Regions from separate parts of the Mus musculus genome. Here region 1 is linked to region 2. The links are chromatin contacts, found by Hi-C or POLR2A ChIA-PET in ENCODE. All regions are on one chromosome and are shown on one strand. Each heading gives the region's core, a stretch centred on a gene start or an enhancer-like site at or near the end of the contact. The rest is flanking DNA. Distances are from core to core; before and after follow the strand shown. Region 1 overlaps Maml2 (mastermind like transcriptional coactivator 2). Region 2 holds the start of Phxr4 (per-hexamer repeat gene 4).

What was found. A loop is a pair of places that touch in the nucleus more often than their neighbours do. ChIA-PET counts read pairs that join two places held with the same protein, here RNA polymerase II (POLR2A).
Region 1: a loop to region 2 is called in a map of heart, with 2.9 times the contacts of the local background. The contact joins the enhancer-like site here to the promoter of Phxr4 in region 2. A Hi-C loop is called at or near these places in 1 of 37 maps with a recorded cell type or tissue (heart). POLR2A ChIA-PET finds 5 or more read pairs at or near these places in 1 of 5 experiments (Patski).

What each region holds. Positions count from the first base shown.
Region 1 is chr9:13,467,620-13,474,320 of GRCm38, forward strand. The region is part of intron 1 of Maml2 (mastermind like transcriptional coactivator 2); the gene reads left to right. Among named protein-coding and RNA genes, the nearest start is that of Phxr4, 40 kb to the left of the region's middle. Within about 2 kb of position 2,537, at least 1 of the 3 ENCODE cell types and tissues checked has a DNase peak (open chromatin) inside an H3K27ac peak, as active enhancers do; it is heart, where a contact is called at or near this core.
Region 2 is chr9:13,427,111-13,433,123 of GRCm38, forward strand. It overlaps Phxr4 (per-hexamer repeat gene 4), which reads left to right and starts at 4,251. Exons shown (of 1, transcript NR_028271.1): 1 at 4,251-5,641. The region is part of intron 1 of Maml2 (mastermind like transcriptional coactivator 2); the gene reads left to right.

The DNA of each region.
Region 1 (6,701 bases), core at 1,287-3,786, 39 kb after region 2:
TTCCTAGTATTTCCTCATAACAAAGAATTTCCTAGATGGTAGACACTGTTGTTAAGCTGACTGAACAAATACCTTGAAAGAGAAGTCATTCCACATCGAACATCCAAGATTCCATTCAGCGCATATTTGCTGAATGCCCAATCGACACCTGCATCTTGTTTATTCACAGAAAATGCACAGTGGGTTCGAATTGTGAGCCTGAACGGTGCTTAGCAGTGAGATCCCAAGAGGTCGCCAGATTCCTATTGAAGAACCTGCTGCCTACTGAAGGAGAAAGAGTACCAACAGGTCACGCTCAGCTGGACGTGGTGGACGTGGTGGTACAGGCTTTTAATCCCAGTGCTCAGGAGGCAGAGGCAGGTGGACCTGTTAGTTCTGGTCTACATAGCAAGTTCCAGGCCAGCAAAAGCTACATAATGGGACCCTGTCTCAGCAAAACAAAGATTAACTTTGGGATGCTAGGGGAAGTTTCCCAGTTGTAGAGAGCTGTGATATTAAACAGTGATACAAGCCAGTGTCTCTCCCTTAAGGGAATAGAAGGCCTCCTGGAAATTTGGCATGAAAACAAAGTTTGTGTAAATCCCAAGGTTTTTCTACAACTGCACTGCACAATTGGAAATGTTTTCCCACAGAATAACCTTTCAAAATGCTCAGTGTATGACCTGGAATGAGAAAACTGTATCGTGTCTGTGTTTTGACAACTGGAGTTTACATTTCCAAGGTAATACTGCTTCTTTTTTTGCAGTTTTCTTCTTGCTGTTCATGGTTTTATTCTTGCAATAATTTGCTGAATCTGAGTTTGACACTACCTTCGGACCAGAAATATTCCTTTCTTTCTATGTGGCATATCCTGTCTTCTCAGGTGGCTCTGGGTTCTACTTCCTCTTCCTGGATATCTGTTAAGAGAACTGTAGCAGGTAGCCCAGCCAAACAGTGTGTGTTCTCAGCTGATCTGCTTGGGTGGTCTCAGGTGTTGAAGAGGATTGAGTTATACTCAGCATCAGCTCAGTTCATTGGTTAGTTTAGAATAAGGAATGTCTGCGTGTCTTCTATTTAATAAATATTTATTAGCCACCCACCCTGCATAATCAGAATCACAGTCCACATGCCTGTGGTGACGCCAGGTGACATGGAAAGACAAGCATCAAATACTTGTTTGTAACCAGGATAAAACTACAGAGGACAAATACAGGTTTCTGTGAACACATGTCCAAGGAACCGACTTTGCATGATAAGCCACGGTCGGGAACGGCTTCCTTGGAAGTCATGTCTCAGCTGAGCTTAGAAGGGTAAGCCGAATGTGTCTTCAGATGGAAGGCTGAACACAGCCCCTGGGTCTGCAGGGAACAGGAAGTTGTAGGGCAGTTCTGGGCCAGCAGGGCCCCTGCAAAGGCAGCAGAGAAGGATGAAGGGAAAGTGTAGAATCTGTGCCTGAGCTCAGGCACCCCATTACTGACTTGCAGGCCTGGCTTCACAGCTCTATCAATTTTTAAAATGTGTTTTGTTTGTGTTTGCGTGGTCTCCAAATAGCAGAAAATCTGTGGATTAGTATATAAGGGGAAATGTATCTACACAAAACAAAAGGCCTTAAATACTGAGAGTGTTAGAACACATCTCAGATCAACCCAGGTCCAGCTTCAGCCTATATTTTGCCCATTCCCTATCCCCCATTCCCCATTTCCCATCCCCCATTCCCCGTCTGTGGTTTTTCCCTCTTCTCATCCAGAAAAGGCTGGCCTCAGGCACAGACACCATTCAGATAGGAGGAAGAGGGAAATGTACTGTGCTGGGTCCATTTTCAGAAACTCTCAGAGTCCCAGGAATCCTTGGTAACTATCTTCCTGTTCCTCACTGGCCAGAATGCAGGCCAAACAATAAAGGCCTGGAGAGAAGTAGCAGCAAGCGGAGAAGGGCTTCAGGGACACAAATGACATTTGATTCTACTTTACTGTTCCCTCACTCCAGGCAAGGACTCAGCTTTTACATCCACAAGGGCAATGGGACGCTGTGGTTCTAAGGGCCTCTACCTCAGAGTTGCTAAGGCATTACTTAGCCTTCAGTCAATAGGATTTCCCACAGGGCACTACAGTCTGGTCAGGAGGGCTGGGTAGTCCATCCCATTCTATCCTTAACACAGTGAGGAGAACAGAGCAGTTTCAGGGAGGCAGCATGACCACATCTGTGTTAGACCGAGGCCTCAGTTTATCCTTTAACACACATTTCCCAATTTATGCAGGATTTCGGCACAATGCTGTCTTCGCTCTCGGCTTACTCTTCTTTGTAATTCTCCTTTGGCAACCTCAAATGTTTTGAGATGTGTAAAATTAGAATCAATTGCAGGTGTCTGAGTTCCTTTGATTTTGACTTTTTAAAGGTTTTTTTTTTTAAACTTGGGGCAACTTAATGCCATAACAACAATTGTCTGAGAACGCACCTATAGTTTAGGAAGGAATTAGCCCTACAGATTTGACTGCACTTAGTGACCTTGTGCCCCTCTACGAAGAGCCATGGCTCTCTTAGTGTGTCTAAAGGAACCCGTATGCATTCCTTAGCTCTCCCCGCCCCCGAGGCCCTTCCACTTCCTTCCTATAGTTTTTTTTTTAGAAACAAGTGTGTTTTTCTCACGTCCGGCAACAAAGGATGTTTTGTGCTGCTACTGAAGTTGTGTGTGTGTGTGTGTGTGTGTGTGTGTGTGTGTGTGTGTTACTTCAAAACTCCTTCTAGAAAGTGCTATCTGAATCTACATAGAGTTAGTAGAACTTTATCTCCAGTGAAAGTCTCTGGTGATTATTCTTGTCTCTGTGTGGCGTTGCCACAAGTTAACTTCAAAATCACTTTCTTGTGGGTTTTGAAGTAATCTAATTATAACCTAAATTGAAATTAACTCAGAATTCCTTCATAAGTTTTTATCCCTTAAAAACAGTGTCTAAGAAATTCTCTCAATATATTGCATTGATCCTAACATTCCTGTTCTGTACGTATGCTTTTTGGTTTTTGTTTGCTTGTTTATTTGTAGAAAGACGTTTTTTGTGGCTCAGGCTGGCCTCAGACTTGCTAGGGATGGCTTTCACCTCTGACCCTCCTGCCTCATCTGTCTGCCACTGCCATGCCCACTTTCTATGCCTTTCAAAGATTGTCATGTATCCCTTGAGTCTCCTGTGTAGTGAACACTATGGGCAGAGAGAGCCAGGATGAGCAAACATAAGTGCTGGTGACATTCACAGAGGAAAACTGCCCATCTCAGAACAGCATCCCATGTAGCCATCGGGTACCTCCTGGCATTACACGTTTCCATGCCATTGTAAATCAGCCAGCAATGAAACAAGATGTTGTAAACAAATCTGTTAGGCAACTGAGAGTTGTACTACAGACCCTGCGGGACGATTGATCTTCTCATTGTCAGACAATGTAAGTCCTTTAAAACATATGCTTAGGAGTTTGTTTGTTTGTTTGTTTGTTTGTTGTTTTTTGTTTTTGTTTTTTTTTTTCTGGAAAAATATATGAGGTCTATACCCCAGGCTATCTCTCTCAATGGACAAAAAACTGGTATGAAATGAGCCTTGAAACCTTCAGGAACATTTTGGGTTTGGTGTCACCTGCTACCTGAAACACGCACCCCGACCCTGCCCAGTCCAATCAAGATATTTGGAAGAGGCAGCCCTTAACTGAGCACTGACTAGCCATCCCGTTGGCTGTTCCATAAGCAAATAACATTGGAGGTCTTCTACCTGCTTTTAGTAAATGACAAGCCCTAGAGTCTAGATATGGAGACGTCTCCTCTGTGTGGATTCATAATTCCTCTTACACTGGTGGGAAGGAAGGGGGCTTGTAAGCTGAGATCAAATTGATTTCTAAGTTCTTTGACATTTGGCATTTTAACTCAGCATAACTCAGATGGTTTCCAATAGTTATCTTAACATTGATTTTTTTTCTTTTTCTTTTTTTCCTCTTAACTCTACAAATCAAAAGATTCAGAAAATCAAAGCCAGCTTTTCTTGAATTGTCTCAGAAACAAATGGAAGCTGTGGAGTGGGTGTGGACGAATTGGTTGGCTCATTTTACACATGATGCAAACTCCATTTGCATTCTCTCTTCCAAGTACCCTTGTGCTTCCAAGCAGAGCAACACTGCGATGCTGCCTGTAGTAGTCTGTAAAAAATGTTCAGGGCCTATCAGTTTAGTTGAGGAACTAAGTAATTAGAAGAGATTAGATGTATTAATTTTTCACACATTTATTTATTGATTGATTGATTGATTGTGTGTGTGTGTGTGTGTGTGTGTGTGTGTGTGTGTGTGTGTGTGACAGAGAGACAGAAATAGGGGGACAGAGAGACCACGCACGCGTGCGCGCGCACCTGCGCTCACCTGGGTGTGTCTGGTTAGGTCAGAGGCTAACTTATATGCATCTTGGGAATAGAACTTGGGTCTTTGAACTTGACAATATACACAAGGAGGCACAGTAAAGGAACTGATGGGATGAGCACTCCATGGTGCCTTTAGGGGGAAGGTTTCTATTGTGAATAATGTTGTAAATAAGAGAAAAAAATACCTAAAGATATCTGGAAGAGCCCAGAGCAGAGAGGGGGAAAAAAGCAGATTTGGCCAGAGCTACCTGTTAGAGGAGGGAGAAGAGCAGAGACAGGAAACCGTTGTCATTGTAAAGGTATCAGGAAGCAGGAAAGCCTGTGGTATGAGAAGGCCTACTGTGGAGGTAGGTACTCGTGTGTAGGGACTGAGGGAGCTGGGAGCACTTGGGTTTTGCTACGCAGTCACAGGTGTATGTCAATGGAGCCGTAGGTCCCCAATGGGGAGTGATTCCATTTGGCAGGTGGGAGCTGCCAGATTCAAGTATATGGGCCTATGGAGCTGTTCTTATTCTAACCACAACACTGGCTTCTATATAACCACTGGGAAATTCTCCTATAATCAGCTTAAGCTCATTTCTGGTTATATGGGCTATTTGAGACCTAACAGACAAATGTTGTTGCATGCTGAGCCTTCTCACAGCGCTGGACAGGTTACAAAAGTATATGATGTAGAAACGTGGGTTTTTATATCACTAACCTAAACTGAAGCACACCATAAGCAAGGCAAGCTCGTGCAGAGATTTGTTAGACAAATGATGATGGTGATGATGGTGATGATGATGATGAAGATAGTTGCCTTGTGGGTTGGGGAACATGCAGAAAGTATGATTGGCAGAGAACATGCCAATGCCAGGCTGCCTGTGTTTCATTCAGCTGTACTGTCTATGGCAGCAATGACCCTGGGATAGCCTAGTGTGACTGTTGTGTGTGTGTCAGCCTCTCCTTTGCAAGTAGCTGTTACTGAGGAAGGACAATGTGGCCAAACCAACTGAGAGGTGATTTCATTTTGGTTCATAGTTCCAGAGGACTGGGGTCCAGAATGGCAGTACAGATTTCAGCAGGTGGGCTTGGCAGCTGGACCAGGGTGCTGAGAGCTCACATATTGGAAACACAAAGCAGAGAACAAACTCAAAATGGTGTGAGCCTTTAAACTTTCAAACTCCACCTAAATGACAAACTTCTTCCATCAAGGGCCTATCCCTTAAACTTCCTGAAATAGAACCACTGACTGGAGACTAAGTGTTCAAAACCAGGGCTATAAGGGACATTGTCACTCAATCCACTTTATTCCTCTCCCTGGTCCTTACAGGTTCATGGGTGTATCACATGAGACAATGGCCATGACATTGGTCCTCCTCTCCTGTCTACTATGACTTGTATGTGCATAAAAAGAGTTAACACATTGAAGAACCTGGAAACTGTGAGTCACACAAAGTCCTCTGTCCAAGTATGTACAGCCTGCAAAATATTGCAATAGACAAAGGAGTTGACATAGATACTCAAGTAGATACATTGGGTATCTTCAGTGCCCAATAAATAACAGTTCACTTCTTTATCTATTATGTTCTCTTTGTGTGTGAGATGGTTGTGGTTGAGAGGACAGGATAGAGGAAAGGGAAAGAGATAGGAGGGAAAGAAGGAAGAGAGAAAAAGAGAATATACTTCCAAATGACATAAAGAATGTAAACTTCTTTTGGACAGAGTACATAGAAGAATAAAAATAAACCAGGCCATAGAGGAGTAACTTTCAGTTATGTTTGTTATGTGTTTTAGTTTAGAGTGATTTTGGTAGGTTTTGTTTTATTTCCATTTGGTATTTTTAAATGGTTGGTTGGTTTCTTTGTTTAGTTGGTTTTTTTTTTTTTTTTTTTTTTTTTTAGCCAGATTCTCACTGTGTCGTCCCAGATATTATAGATCTCACTATCTAGCATTGGCAAGCTTTGAACTCACAGGCGTCCTCATGCCTCAGCCTCTTGAATTGTGGGAGTAGAGGCATAACCTGCCATATTCTGCTTCCTAAGGGTTTGTTTGGTCTGTAGTGACAAGACTCTTTTTTCCACCCAACTTTCTGTAACATTTTCATTGTGCGTAGGACTTCTAATGCCTCCTAAGGTGGTTGAGGTTCAAAGGGGACTGTTAACACATAATCCCAGCTAACTAGCCCATGCAGCACCTCAAAGAAACAAGTAAAACCAACTATGGCCACAGCAAGCTCTTGAAGGAAGCTCAGAAATGGACCGCTCACTCTGCTCTGAAATACTCCTGTGCACCCCTTCTATTTTTAGTAAAACAGAAAGTTTGAGGAACCAGTTTTCTCTGGGTAATGTCAGCCTT
Region 2 (6,013 bases), core at 3,001-5,500:
GTTCAGGGTTAAAGTCAGTCCCCATACTTATATACACACATGTATGGGCTATGGCATCAGCAGCAGCCTGCACCAGGCTGTCTGTCCATGTACTGTTGCTGAACCTGGGCTGACATGTCATCACCTCTCTACATAGATGTACAAAACTGTGGGTTTTGTAGATATACAACAACTCTACCCTCAGTTATGGCATTGTAGAATCTTTTTAGTACTCCCAAGCCCCCCGCACTCTCCCTGTTCATGCCTCTTTGCCCTCTAACTTTTGGCAACTTCTGATATTTTCATTGTCCCCATGTTATTTTAAAATGCAATGGCTCTAATTTAAGAGTATTATACAAAATTGCTTCTGAATGGATGGAAGTGGTCTCCTTTGGCCAAAGACCTTGTTTTTGTATCAAGAAGTTGTTACAAATGGTACAACCCCGCTTCCCTCTCTGTAAATGAGAATTTCTTGACGGAACTGTAACTTTCAGGACTTTGGAATTTGTAACAAGCGGTTGACTCAGTAGCTTCTTAAGTAGAAGCAAAAACAGCCTGATGTGTAACAGTGCGCAGAGCACAGAGCACAGAGCACAGAGCACAGAGCACAGAGCACAGAGCACAGAGCACAGAGCAGTCGGCTGCTGCTGCTTCTTTTTTCCTTTGAGGATCCTTGAGTTCCTTTATCCTGGGGAGAGCCGCCTCTCACTTGCTAAGTCCGCCTCAGCCCATTTGCCTTTTAACTATTGCAACTCTTCCAAGCTGACCTCTCTGCTCCATCTGCCTTCCACATTTTTTGCCAGTTAAGTTTCTAAAATATAACTCTTTGTATTATGTCTCTGCTTAAAATCTTTCAATGGCTGCCCATAGTGGACATTCAGAACTTCCTATATAACCCAGGAACTCGTGGATCCCAGTGTCAGAAAACTCTATAGCGTTTTTCTAGAAATGTAGGTGTAATGAAAGTCAACCTGACTTATCATTCTGAGGGGCAAGAGGGAATGTTGAACCCCAGCACAGAAAAAACTTCTATAAAGTTAATGCATAAACAAACCACCATTTAGGGAAACAACCCAGATGCCTGTTGCCTGTGGAAGGTATGAGCCATAAGCTCCATTCTCTCAAGCAGAGTCAGGAAACGTTAGCAGCAGAATGTCAAAACTACATGAACAGTCAATGTTTACCAGGCATCTGATTTTTTTAAAGAGCCCTTGAATTCATTAAAGGTTGGCAGAGTCTGTCTAGAAAGCATTTTGGCAATATCTTTCAAGAGCTATAATAATATCTGTGGCCTTTGCCTCAGTAACTTCACTTCTGGGAATCTTTCAGAGAAAAGAATCCAAAATATGGAAAAAGTGATATGTGTGAAAATAATAAGCATTGTGGAGCTGCTTATAATAATAGGCAAGTGAGCCTTACATGCTGTGGGAGAAGATGAACTGGCAGCCACACATACAAGGTGGAATGTATGTTCTCTGATGGTGTGTATCCATGTTTTAGTTGGTTACAACTTAGAGGTACAGACTTTGGCAGATGAGAGAAAGAATTAATTACAAGGACATGATGGGGAGAACTGAACAGTCTAAATAATCAATTGTAGAGAAAGGGAGGATGAAGGCCATGGCTGCCTGTTCTGAGAGACGCTGCCTCGGGGCACCTCCAGGGGAAAGTGCTCACTTGATAGTCAGCACAGGAAGCCACACTGAATGACAGTTACACACCAGAGTGGGCTCCTCTCTGGAAATTAGGGACATGTAGATGCTGATCAGGGAAGAACATCAGATGTACAACCCATGGTAGGATGAGTTCTGTCTTCTCTTTGTTATTCACAGTCAATATGGGCACATGGAGAAACTGTTACTGCACTAGACAACACCATGAGCTGACAGCATCAGAACAGATCCATACCCTACCTGGATAAAAAGGGCTTAGTAATAAAAATACCTCATGGGGCTATTATAAGGATTGAATGAGGAAGCACATGAGAAAGTACATGCATATTTCCTTGTACAGACCACTAAAGGTACTTTTTAAACCTAAATAAAGGCTGCAAGGTAAAAGGAATGGGGTTACAATGGCTTTTTGATGTTTGTAGCCAACAAGGACTTGCAAAGTTATACATGTTGGCAGGTGGTAATAATTGTAAAAATGTGTGAATCGTAGCTGCACTTAGATTTTCTCTGACAGAGTTATTAATCTGTGTAAGTAGAAGTGTTAGCACCCAAGTGTATTATCTAAGCGGGAGTCCAAGAAACATGATTCACAAAGGGACTGGATAATTTGTCCCACTTTTGATTCAGTCCTACATCCTCTGCTATAGTGTGTAAGCTGTAAATCAATTTAGAGCACTTACAATATGCATCATGTAAGAACCAGTTGGATAAACACACATTCATAAGGAACACTTGTTATATATGTATCCCTATAAAATGCCGGGAATAATCCTGAGTAGTATTGTGTTTGTTCAAGTCAATTCACCACAGATCATCCAAGTCCCAAGAGGAGTTCTGCTTTAACACATCTATCAACAGCCTCAAGGAAGTCACTCACAGAGCTGGGACAAGGGGGGGAGGGGCAGGCACATTGGGTAAACATGCGAAGAAGCCCTCTTTCTCTGGCCCCATGCTACTCTGTGGGCTCCCAATTTCAAGTCCTTTCTGCCCCACCCACTTTCTCTACTGTTCCAATCTTGTTGACAAAAAGCAAATTGTAGGTGTAATAATAGAAGAGAAACATTTGTTTTCTTACTAGGAAAGTGAGTGCTTTATTTGTTTATGGACTTTTGAACTGTGAACTTGCTGTGTAAGAGGCTACTCTCAGGCTTGTGACAATGCCCTGATTCTGCCTCCATGGTCTGGAATTTCAGGTGTCCACCACCTAGTTGGCAGTTCATAATTGATGTGTGAGTTACTTGTTTCTATTATTATTTATATTTGCCAGCCAACTATAAGTATACAGGGATCCTACCCCCCCACACACACACACCACACACACACACCTTTAATCAGTTGATATTAAAATCCATTATGCAAAGAGGTTCATTGAAAAGCATAAAGATAGTTATAATAAATATTAACAATTATGAGTGTTGGCCAGAAATGAGCTAAGCAGTTGAACATTATATCTTCAAAATAATCTGATAGAGTGACTATTTGTTCCCATTGTACAGATAAGGAAACTGAGGCTTAGTGGTTTCAATAAGATGTCCAAAATCCCAGTGGCAACAACTGATCTAAGAACTAAGTCAAGCCTGACACCGCTGTCGATGTTTTCCACTGAGTCTATGAAAATGTCCTGCTGGACTTTTAGCAGTCATCACCGGCCCTCTTCCTGTCTGACTCAATAGTCAAAGCCTCTGGGGTCGTGAACCCTCTTATGATGTCACCTGATACAGAGATCCTCCCTTTCTCCAGTCTCTTATCTTGCTTTTGCTGACTTCCCTTCCAGCCTTTGCGCTGTGTGCACTAAAACTCTTTCCATTGTAAATAAATGTTCTCACACCCTGTTCCGTGGTCTGCTTCACCTCCAGGCTCCAGTGCAATGGTGATTCCCTATGAAGAACATAGCTTTCCTTCCATTGCTCTCAAAGAAAATAGTGAACTGGAAACAGAATTAGGAACTGGTATTTATCTTAACCTAGCCCCAAACTGCATATCCCATCCTCTCCTTCACTCTCTGAATTCATATCTGTGTGTTGAGACCCTCTGACAAAAGGAAGGCAGCAATTTCTTAAGTAAGGCAGTCCCTGGGACAGTCTCAGCTGATTGGATGACTCCCCTGGGAGCCTGGAATGGTGGCAAGGAGCTTCAAGATAGATTCCTCAAAGGTATATGGTAGACTTCAGAGTTTGATTGCCATGTATTTATGTGTCTGACTGTCTATGTGCCAGTGTGTTTGTGTGTATATGCATGTGTGTGTATGTTTGTGTTTGTGTGTGTGTGTGTATATATATATGTGTGTGCTGTGTGTATGTGTGTGGGTGAATATATGCATATGTATGTATGGGTATGTGTGTTGTGTGTGTATGTTTATCTGTGTGTATCTGTGGGTATGTGTGGATATGTGTGGTGATATGAGTAGGTATGGGCCTCATAGATTCATGTACTCGGATGATCATACAGAGTAGCACTATTAGGAGGTGTGGCCTTGTTGGAGGAAGTGTGTCACTGCAGGGGGCATACTTTGAAGTCTCATATGCTCAAGTTCCATCCAGTATGGATCACAGTCTCCACTGTCTCCTCTGCCTGCTGATCAACACATAGAATTCTCAGCCCCTTCTCCAGCATCATGTCTGCCCAAGTGCTACCTACCATGTCAACGGACTAAACCTCTGAAAATGTAAACCAGCCCTAATGATAAGCTTTCCTTTATAAGAGTTGCTGTGGTCATGGTGTCTCTTCACAACAATAAAAACCCTAAATAAGATGCTATGTATATATGTTTGTGGTGTGTGTTTGTGTGTGTGTTTCTCTGTGTGTATGTGTGTACATGTATTGTGTGTATATGTACATGTGTGCACATATGCACACATATGGACAACAGCCCTCCACCTCAGGTGTCTTCTTCCCAAATCCTTTTCTACCTTGTTATTTAAAGCAGGTTTTGGTATAGATACTTGTGTCATACCCAGTTTTTCTATGGGCATGCTAGTTGTCTTCATGGCAAGTATGCTACCCACTGAGCCACCTCCCAGCCCCTGGGTTGCTCATTAACACACCCTGCAGTGCCAGTGCCAGTGCCAGTGCCAGTGCCAGTGCCATCAGCCTCTCCCCGGTGCATTTAGCAGGGCATTTCTGGCATCGCCTCCAGGCCCACTACTTGGATCCAGCCTCTCACAGCCCACTTCTGACATCAAAGCCAAAACAAGAGAGAAAGGGCATTAAGAAGCCAGGGAACAGAAGTAGGTTGATGTGGATATCATTTTCTAATTGTTTTGGGCTTCGCCAGACTTTCTTATAACCTCGCAAGCTGCCTGCACCCCCATGCCATCCATGAAATGTGCAGTTGCAGCTCCCTTGCTTTGGTGACCTTTGTCCTAGCTATCATGTTTGTGTCCCTTCACACTTTCCCATCTTGCCTAGGCCTTTCTTCTTCCCAACTTTGGCCATCTTCAGCCCAGATAAACACTGCCAAAAGAAATCCTTACAACATTCAACCTACGATCTCCTCGTCCACAGTCATAGCATCACCTCAAGGTGCCCAGTGCTCAAAGGCCCAGTCCGATATTCTAGTATTTCATCTCTCTCTGCTTTTGTCTGTCTGTCCATCTTTCTTCCTTCCTTCCTTTCTTCCTTTTTTGTTTCTTTTCTTTGTTGTAATTTTGAACTAGGGTCTCACTGTGTTCTCCAGAAGCCCCTGTTCCTCCATTATAGACATCACCCATCTTAACTTCATGTAATTTTTCATTCTTCCCTTCTCTTCTTAGCAGTAAATCCCGTTTTCCCCAGACCTGAAAACTAGCAGAGGAATTGCCTTTCCTTGCACTTTCCCTTGCACTTTTCTGAACCAGCGTCAGCTTGTGTTCTGGTGAGCAATGAAGTGTCAGGCCAGTGGAATCCTCTAAAAGTTGCACAGAAATAAGGCACATGGCTAAAGACACAGAGATTAGACTAGCAGGACAAATGGGTATTATCTGAACACACCAAATATAAAAAAAAAAAAAAACCCAAACATTTTAGGAAAATAAAACCCACAGGACATGGTGACACATGCCTTTAATCTCAACAATTAGGAGGCACAGATCTCTGAGTTCTAGGCCAGCCTGGTTTACAAAGTTTCCGGATACCCAAAACTATACAGTGAGACTCTACTTCAAAATCGCAAAAGAAAGAAAGAAGGAAAGAAGGAGAGAAAGAGAAAGAAAGGAATAAAGAAAGGAAAAGCCTTATTGTTTGTACAATTATTAATGTACAAATTGGCAATAATAGAGAAAATTTGAAACATTTATCTTCCTTTCTTTCAGCATCACTGTTTCCATGTATACAAGCATTCCAGAGAAGTAGAAAATTCTTTACAAATGATTTTTAGGATCTAA